Linked DNA regions of Mus musculus: region 2 is linked to region 1. Evidence: chromatin loops called from intact Hi-C (ENCODE). Cell type or tissue: left cerebral cortex. All regions are shown on one strand.

The links. Peaks named below come from ENCODE experiments on the same cell type or tissue, not always from the same donor. Only the 100,000 strongest peaks of a DNase experiment are listed, where the experiment ranks them.
Region 2: it touches region 1 in a loop (1.9-fold over the local background); 8 of 42 quality-filtered maps call a loop at or near these places.

Annotation. Positions count from the first base shown.
Region 1 is chr2:153,349,654-153,354,653 of GRCm38, reverse strand. It overlaps Asxl1 (additional sex combs like 1), which reads right to left. Exons shown (of 13, transcript NM_001039939.2): 2 at 2,383-2,465; 3 at 2-4. Among named protein-coding and RNA genes, the nearest start is that of Asxl1, 6.3 kb to the right of the region's middle. In left cerebral cortex, a CTCF peak has its summit at 2,117 (motif pointing left); no DNase peak of the experiment used is centred here; H3K27ac peaks cover 558 bases.
Region 2 is chr2:153,408,689-153,413,688 of GRCm38, reverse strand. It overlaps Nol4l (nucleolar protein 4-like), which reads left to right. Exons shown (of 11, transcript NM_001134300.2): 11 at 1,860-5,000. The coding sequence ends at 2,077. It also overlaps the pseudogene Gm14472. Among named protein-coding and RNA genes, the nearest start is that of Asxl1, 65 kb to the right of the region's middle. In left cerebral cortex, CTCF peaks have their summits at 898 and 2,731; a DNase peak (open chromatin) is centred at 2,903; H3K27ac peaks cover 385 bases.

The sequences.
Region 1 (5,000 bases):
CCTTCTATTGATAGAGTTATCCAGCAGCAGGGAAGACATCAGCGTGATGACGGAGAAGAGCACATGGGAGGAAAAACACAGCATAATTATCACACTGTAAAGTGCATAGCTACAGTCAAATAGATAGGCTGGAGGCAACCCCAAGCATCCCATCCCACAATACATTAGCTAAAGAATATGCAACCTGAGAAATAACTTCTCACTTTAAATGCCTACAATGTGATTAGCAATATAATACACTAACTGCTTAGGGCTGAGGAGAAATTAGGGCTTAGGGCTCCTTCAATAAAGTGCTTCTCAAGCAAACACTTAGACCAGACTTCACACCCCAAAAACCACATGTTAAAAAAACAAAACAAAACAAACAAACAAACAAACAAAAAAAAAAACCTAGAGCAGGCATGGTAGCCAGGCGCCTGCAGTCCTGGTGCTGGGGAGACAGAGACAGGCTTGGTAGCAAACCAGCACAGCCCAATTTGCAAGCAGTAGGTCCCATAAGAGACCCTTTTTCTCAAAAAGCAAGGAAGAATGACATCCAAAGTTGTCCTCTGATCTAACACACGCCACGCCCCTGCACATACATAAGCATGTATGCAATATCCACCACAGACAAAATGCTGTTTGTTCCAAGCCCCAAAAAAGGACTGCTACTCTATGGACTCCCCCTTCCTCGCTCACATTAAAAAGAAAGGTGGGTGGGGAAATAGCTGAGGTAGTGGCTCAGTGGTGTTAAAAGCATTAACTGGCCAGGCGTGGTGGTACACGCCTTTAATCCCAGCACTCGGGAGGCAGAGGCAGGTGGATTTCTGAGTTCGAGACCAGCCTGGTCTACAGTGAATTCCAGGGCAGCCTGGGCTACACAGAGAAACCCTGTCTCGAAAAACCAAAAAAAAAAAAAAAAAAGAACAATATTAACTGCTCTTCCAGAGGACCTGGGTTCAAATTTCCAGTACCCATTAGCAGTTCACAACTGTATGTAATTTCAGTTCCAGTTGTCCCAATGCCCTCTTCTGGCCTCCATAGGCAGTAAATGCACACCATTTAGACATACACTAGTGTAAAACACACACAATAACAATAAAAAGGTTTTTTTCACTGGGTAGAGGTGGCACATGACTTTAACTCAAGCATTTGGGAGGCAGAGGCAAGTAGATCTGAGTTGAGGTCAACTTGGTCTACAGAATAAATTCCAAGATAGTCAGTGCTACACAGGGAAATCCTGTCTCAAAAAAAATAAATGGATAGACAGATATAGATGAATAAAAAAAAGTAAAAAAGGAGAAATTGGTATAATGATGAGAAAAGAACCGAATTAAAGGCACCCCTGGTTTTTATGCCTCCAATTACTTCTGTATTTTTTTGTTCTCCAGGAAAACTACATTGTATCAAATTCCACAAATTACTCCTTAGTATATTTGCATCACAACTGGCTAAATTAGCTACTTGTGGATGGCAAGGTAGAAACATGAGGATCAGAATTCAAGGCAAGCCCTCAGCTGAGCAGCAATTTGGAAGCCACCTGGGCTGCAAGAGACTTAGAAACAGGAGTGAATGACTAAATTAGTGAGTAGATAGATAGAGGGTGTAATGGCACCGAGACCATTTTTCTTGGATCAGAAAGGAAAAGACTTCAGGCCTGTGTATAAAGAGTATAGAGAAAAGAATATATATATTTGTTCCTTCTCTATTACCAAAACTTGAAAACAAGAGTCTACGAGAAGGTAAAGCTGCAATGAGACCTTACCTTAAAAAACAAAATAACGAGCCGGGCGTGGTGGCGCACGCCTTTAGTCCCAGCACTTGGGAGGCAGAGGCAGGCGGATTTCTGAGTTTGAGGCCAGCCTGGTCTACAGAGTGAGTGCCAGGACAGCCAGGGCTACACAGAGAAACCCTGTCTCAAAAAACCAAAAATAAAATAAAATAAAAAAATAAAAATAAAAATAAAAAAAGACAAAAACAAAAAAACAAAACTGTATTAGAAAGTTAGAACTCCGGACTGGAGAGATGGCTCAGCGGTTAAGAGCACTGATAGAGGTCCTGAGTTCAATTCCCAGCAACCACATAGTGGCTCACAACCATCTGCAATGGGATCTGATGCCCTCTTCTGGTGTGTCTGAAGACAGCTACAGCGTACTCATGTAAATAAAAAAAAGGAAAGAAAAGAAAAGAAAAGAAGAACCCAGTTCTAGCTGTAAGTCAAGACCTAGGTAAGGTCTTGTGAAAGACTGTATTTCTGATGTAAACAAACAGATGTTTACCCACTCCACTCCCACCCTCAAAATACACACCAGATACACTACCATTACATACACAACCACAGATAGACCAACAGATGACTCTCACAGGCACATATGTCATTTAAACAGTAAGAGCAATACAAACCTCATTTCCTTCAGTCCTTCTGCCTCTATGACCTGCAGAATCTGTTTTGGTGTCATTGGAGCATCTGAGTAGTTTTCTAACACCTGAGAAAACAGAAACGTTCTGATTTCAGTGTGAAACGTTCATTAGTCTGTAGCATGGCCTGCTATGAGGAGCTGTCAGTGACAGGTGAGATTTACCACTATCTTTTTCTTTTTTAAAAGATTTATTTATTATTATATGTAAGTACACTGTAGCTGTCTTCAGACACTCCAGAAGAGGGTATCAGATCTCATTATGGGTGGTTGTTGGCCACCATGTGGTTGCTGGAATTTGAACTCAGGACCTCTGGAAGAGCAGTCAGTGCTCTTAACCGCTGAGCCATCTCTCCAGCCCCAGAGATTTACCACTATCAAAATGACTCTGGAGCTATAGATATGGCTCGATGGCAGAAGTGCAAAGCCCCAACATGGCATTAAAACAATTACTTCAGATTCAAATCACACTCTTAGCAGTACACTGAAAGTTCACTGCAATTAGGGGGAAAAAAAGCCACAATTACATGAAAATATTCTAATTCTCAATTCTAAGGACAGCTACTTTAACATCAATGTGTAATAATATATAAGACCTTAGCAGCTCTGGAAACTGCATAGTTTAATGTCGTTAAATATAGACTGTAACTGAGCAACAGTGGCACATGCCCTTAATCCCAGCACTCAGAAGGCAGGGCAACCTCTTATGAGGCCTGTCTCAAAACAAAACAAAACAAACAACAAAAAACTTCTGCAAAATACATGACAAGATTGAAATTTACTCAAGGACCTTCCAAGGCCATGTGTGGTGGCGCATGCCTTTAATCCCAGCAGAAGCAGGTTTCTGTGGCTTCAAGACCAGCCAGGCTACATAATAAAAACTAGCCTCCAAAAAAAAGTTTTGACTAATTCCCTTATCTCATCTGGGTATGTGTGTATATATGAAGTTTTTCTAAAATACAGTCTCACTATGCAGTCCCATCTGACATGCAACTGACTATGTAGACTAGGTCAGTCTCAAATTTACAAAGACCCGCTTGCCTTTGTCTACCAAGTGCTGGGATTACAAGTGTGAGCCATGCCCAGCTTCAGTTCTTTCCCATTAAACCATGAAATTCTGGGGTTAACTGCCACAGTACATTTTGTCACTCGACAACACGATGCTGTAAGTTTTCTCTGTGACTCACATAACAATGAGGAACCTAATTTCCTGCCTGTGTTAGTCCATCAGTAACTAGGTCTGTAACTAATGTACTTCCTCAGCAATCTTCACAAAGTTGAGCTGTTTCAGAAATGCTCCTCTAACAGGAAAAGAACGTTGTCATTTCATTATCTCACTTTCGACACCTGAGCAGCTGCTGCAGGCACTCCAAGCTAACAAGTGTAACACCCAAGTTCTGTCACTTATTAAAGGGGGATGGGGGTGGGGTGGGCAGGCAGGAAGTTCCAAAGGAAGGCTACAACAGACCTTATCACTAAAGGAAGTCAGAGTTTGGAGAAGGAAATACTAAAGCAAACCTCCCCTTTTTCCTCCTTAGCCTCTCTGTTCATTTTGACACTGCTCTTGTCAGTTACTAGTGCTGCTTCTAACCCTGATGACTCCGACCCTATCTACCTCTACCCGACTTCTCCCAAGCTTCAGAGTCAAGTAGTTCTGTATGACTCATCAGTCTAACTGTCCATTCTTAACTCATTCAACTCTAATTCACCTGAGCAACTCTCCTTTATCTCCCCCTCCATCCCTACCCTTTCTCCCTACATTCCTTACCTTAATTGGCACCTAATTTAACAACACACATGTAGCACCCTTCGCTCTCATCTACCTGGCTCACTACCACAGCCAGTGACCCAACACAACAGCTTTTTCAATTATATCCTTGAGTCCAGCCCTGTTCTCAAATCCATTCCTGTTTGTGATTATCCCTCACTTAAAACCACACGGAACCTGCCTTGTAGCAGACCACACAGTCTACCTTCATGTTCCTATTTCAAAATCATCTTCAGCAACTCTGTCTCTCCATAAGCAGCAGAAAGTATGTTTCCAGAACCCAGCCAGCCACTAAAGTGCAGGCTTTAGAATAAGACAGGATAAGATTTCAATTCTATTCTTCCAAACTGAAGCAAGTACCTATGTACCTATCCAACCTGAGCCAAAGGGGGAATCTCTCACTCTTCAAGTATTAAGACTTTCCTCTCAGGGTCATTTTTCAAATTGAAAAGAACTTGAGTAAGCACCCGTAGGTGCCCAGAAGCTGGGCACACAAAGCCTCTCAATAACCTATCTGCCCCCCAGCAAGACTGCCTCACCGACCCACACATCTTCATACCTGCAATTCCTCTTTGTTTCACCCCATTTGCACACTTTGCAAATATATTCACACCCATGTAGTTTTTCTCTCCTCCTTCAGCCATGTTTTTTTCATCAGCTTCTGCCTCTGTGACAGGCCTACCTACATCTCACTAACTGTTCAAGGCTCAGATCAGAAACTACCTTCCCTCTGGAAGCACTCCCTAATCTATATCAGCAGAGTCAAATCTCTTTTTCAGTGAACCCATTGTTCCACAGTAAAAGTAATCTCCCAAGCCAGGATACTTCAAAGGGAA
Region 2 (5,000 bases), 59 kb before region 1:
ATAACTGTGTTTACGAACTGTCCAGTCAGGGGCTAGAGAGATGGCTCAGCAGTTTTAAGAGCACTGGATGCTCTTCCAGAATACCTGGGCTTAATTCCTAGCACGTACATGGCAGCTCACAACTGTCTGTAACTCCAGTTCCAGGAGATCTGCCGCCCTCACATAGGCACACATGCAGGCAAAACACCAATGCACATAAAAATTAAAATTAAAAAACAACAACAGTACAACCACAGAGGCCAACTTCTTTTCCCAATAAAGAGCTGTGCTGACTTCCTTTAGCAACAGTTGTTTCCACAATTTATCCTTAGATGTTACTTCTAGTGTAGATGTCTCCAAAGACAAGGTTTTGTCCATCTCTAATACAGCCATGTAAATGCAGCAATGAACAAGCCTGGTCATCAAAACCTACAGGGAAGTAGGCCCAGAACAACATATATTCCTGTAGATGGCCTCCAGGTTGAAGGATACAGGTAGGGGACTCAGGAAAAAGGGGCTACAGCCAGGAAAGTGAACTATCTGCTGTGGCAAGGGGTCACCAAGGCCTCTCATTCATTCCCCAGCTCTCTTCATTCCTCCCCCCCCGCCCCCCCCAGACAGGGTTTCTCTGTATAGCCCTGGCCTCGAACTCAGAAATTCGCCTGCCTCTGCCTCCCGAGTGCTGGGATTAATACTTACAAGGCCTTTCAAGCTCTGCCACTTCCATGTCTAGTGGGAGTTTACTTCCATGTCCAGTAGGCCAGCTGAGGTGCCTCTCCTGGTAGGCTCTGCAGCTAGTTCTCAAGAAGGCTGAAACGCCTGTCTGCTGGGCTATCTGGGCTTCCCCAAGCTTTATGGAAGCTCCTGTTCCCAAGAAGCGGCTCCCTGCTTTGTTTTGGAATCAGAAGCTCGCTCGAAGAAGTTCTGAAATTGCCCATGAGGTGGCAGAGAAGGACTCGAGCATACACCTGCTCAACTCGAGTGCTGGCAGCCTACTCCATGGAGCTTCTAATGGGGCAAAGAGGTGGCTGTAGTCCCCTTCTCCCCAGGGATCTTAAGAGCTTGGGTTTGGTTGTTTTGTGTGTGTGTTTGTTCTGCCACAGTCAGCCAGTGGAGGACAGACAGCAGACTATTCTGTCCTCTTCTGAGCCCTTCTGTCCCAGAAGCGTCAGCCTCCTCACTTGGGACAGTGAAACTCCTCAGAGGAAGAAGAGCTGAGGTGCTGAGGCAAAGCAAGCCTTGCCTCTCTTCCATCCACAAGCACCTGTAAACCCTCTAGGGGCAGGGTGTTCACTGCCTCTCCAGACCGGGATGGTAGCCTCCCCTCTCAACCTTCTGGGGAAAAGGCCCATCCATGCTACTGCCTCCAAAACATGCCAACAGCTCTTTCTCACAGTGCCTGGAGCACAGTTGCTTCCTGGGACTGTTAGTCCTGTTCCAACCATGACTACCCCTTGAAGAGCGGCAGGGCTCAGGAGTTAATAGGAGACATTTCTGTGGCTCAAGGTGCCTCTTCCTCAGCCGCAGCCAGAGCTGGGATGTATGTCTGATGGGCGGCATAGGTAGAGGCAGGAAGCTAGGTTGGAAGCCTACTGTGCTGTGCCTGATACCAAAGCCCTTGTTTTTGATGCATGCCTCCTTATTCCATTGTTCACTTGCCATGTGATTTTGGGTAGAATTCTCCACCTCTCTTTTGCCTGTCATATGGTTAACAATAAAGCTTAGCCTAGAACCCTTGCCATGTCAAAGCCCCATTCTAAATACTGGGAATATAGCCATTGGGGATATAGACCAGGGCTTCCAAATCTATGCCCAGATGCAGGCAGGGGCTTCAGCTTCCTCTAAACTTTAGACTCTAAATCATCTTTCCCTCTCTACAGGGCCCACAGACCTCAGCATGAAAGGCGGGGCCTCTACCCCAACTCCTCCCACGCCTACCCCTTCCAGCAACAGCACCAGCAGGACCATGCCCACAGCCCAGCTTAGCCCCACGGAGATCAGTGCTGTGCGGCAGCTCATCGCAGGCTATCGAGAGTCTGCAGCCTTCCTGCTGCGTTCTGCAGATGAACTGGAAAACCTCATTTTACAGCAGAACTGACCCTGCTGGCCCCCAGAGTGCACGACGCCAGGAGGCTGTCCCAGCCTGGACCCAGCTTCCTGCCTCACCAGTTGGTACACTGTTTTCTGAAAGAGGTGGGATCCAAAAGAGCTGTTTCTAGCTGCACTCCAAGCATCTGAGACTTTGGGCACAAGGACACTTTTCTTTTCTTTTTTTTTTTTTAATTTCACCACATGGGTGCTCTGACCTGCTTGGAAAGAGGCCAGTGGGGCAGCTCTAAAAGGGTTGAGGTTCCCCTGAAAAGGCACAGGGGCTACAGCTCTATTTAGAATCACCTTTGTGGACCACGATGTTAGAACTCCCCCCCCCCATAATTACCTTTCAAGTCTTAGGTGAGCAGAATTGCATATTTATTGAGAAGAGCAAAAGTGGACCCTTTCTCTCCCCTTAGTAATTTATTTTTCTGAAATGGATTCTTTTGTGTTTGTACAGATTGCCAGTCTGTGTCTGTCTAATCAGAAGGATGGATCCCTGTACCTAACATTCCATATCACTACACTGATGTGAGCTGGGGGCCAGCAGAGTTGGGGGCCAGCTCACTGTCCCGAGTGCCCAGCATACCCTTGGGAAGGCCACCACACTCCACCACTAGGCTGTCTTGTTGCAGATCCCAGTGCTGCCACAGGGACACTGCCAAACAGAGGGACCTCACCAACACTCACTACAAACAAAAGCAGCCACCCATCCCATCCGACAGAGTCCCAGTCACACGGTCACCTGTACTCTACCTCACACTCCAGCGTGGGCTTTTCCAGGACGTGCTCCAAGTGTGTTCTGAACGGCTGTCTCCCCCAACTCCCACACAATGTAGCTATCTTCTGGGAGGTAAATGAGACCCAGTGTCCAGGAGCCAGAGCCCAGAGGGGCTTGGCCCTTAAAACCAGCAGCTTGCCATAGCCTGGGCTCTTGGAGATGCTTGACAGGATAGTGTGTCTGGAGCTGGTCCAGGTCCCACACAGCCCCCAGGTAACCTGCTGAGGGGCCACTTCTCTTGGCCAGGCATCTGTGTGCCCAAGGGTGAATTATGGTTTCCACTCCTCACCTCACGATGGGAGTAGAGGGATCAGATCGTTGGTGGAAGTGCAGAACTACTTGCATTCTCCTAAGATCAAACTTTCTTCTGGAAAGGCCTGTCCTGTAAGAAACCTAGTCCCTGGAGTGTGACAAGGGACAAGAAAAAGCTGACCTGGTTTCCTTCCTCCCTGACAGGCACTTCCTCTTGCTCTGTGCAATACCTACCAGTGCTGCTAAAACCAGGGATTCACCCAGACCTCAGCAGGCCAGGGGGCCTCTCCCTCAACACTCCGTAGCCATGACAGCAGCACTCTGCTGCCTGCCCCTGCCCAGAGATGGCAGAAGCCCTGTTGCCTTTCTTCCCTCAGAGCTAGGAGGCCTCAAGGGAGCCAGGGCTGAGTGGACACTAAGCTAACCACAAAGAGCCACTCTTGGTCCCAGAGCGAGTGCCCCTTCCCAAACTGGTCTATGGCAGGGACTGCTTGTGGCAGCCTGACAGACTACCCTTCAAACAGGTAGGCAAGCAGTGCCAGTGCAGATACCCTACCTGTTCAGATTCAGGGCTGTAAGGCAGGGTTCCCCACCCTGCACACTTCCACACTGGGGTTAAATGTGGTCTTTCACATGGCCTACAATGCCTACCCAGCCACACCACCTCTGCCTTCATGTGCCCGCTCACCAGGCCTCTGGACTGGGCCAGGACACCTGAGCCCCTTCATACAGCACAAACTCCAGTGCCCAGGCCTCCCCACAGCTGGCCAAACATGTGCCCAGTTCCCCACCTGCTCAGTAGGACTCCTGGATGTTTGAATTTGTGTAAATATTTATTTTTGTGTGTGAATACTACAAAGTAATCAGTAGATCTTTTTGCAAAATGTTACTCCAGGCAATTTGTGAAAATGTTGAAAATTGGCAGAGACAATCGCCACCCTAGAATTTCTGTTATCAATTGCTTACCGCATTCTGTCTGCTCCCAGAGGCAGTACCCAAGCTAGACACAAATGGCTTGCATTTTTGGAAGAAGATAGAAGAGACTAGGCAGGGGCTCCTCCCTCTATCCCCACAGGACACATCTGTAAGGACGAGCATAATCTATATCTAAGTGGTATTTTCTAACTGCAAGCAGTCTTGACCAGCCACTAGCAGCCTGCTCCTAGAGTACGGTGTGAGCATAGGTTCCATGTGTTTTGCTTTCAAGAGAAATAAAACCAATGCCAGTGCTGATGGTTTCCAGAGGGGCTGCAGGACAGTAGTAGATGCTGGCATGCTGACCTGGGCTTCTTCCCAGAGAAGTGGTCTCCAAAGCCTCAGAGCAGCCATACCAGGAGCAAGTCAGTGTGGACACAGGATTCCATTACCTAGTTAAGTCAGGGAACTTGTTCTGTTTTCCTTTTGTTTTAAAAGATGCAGCGTCAAGCCTCCCTTCCTGACTGTGGCCCGCCTTTTCCCAGGAGGAGCTTCCCAAAGCCTTGTCCTGCAGCCACTGCAGTGTGATGGAAGCCTCAGGCACACAGTAGTCATTGGTGATCTCAAGTCATAGTGAACATGCCAGTGCAGGATGCACCCCCCCTCACCCCCGAGTCCTTACAGGCAGATCCCTGCAGGCTATCAAGAGAAGTGGTGGATGATCATCTGTTAGACCAGGGATAGTATACAGGACCCATCTGAAAGCATTTTTTTTTCCTCTCACCACTCAACAAATGGACAGTTTATTCCCAAGGACGGTGTTGGGGAGAGGCAGGCAGGGCCAGGAGGGTCTTGGAGGACTTTGAACAGGTGGAACCCATCTGTCCCTCCCTATTTCTCAAGGGCCACAAATGACTCCACAGGTGGTTATAGGATTAACTACCAGTTCATTCTCAAAATGCTGCTTTGAACTCAGAGGGTT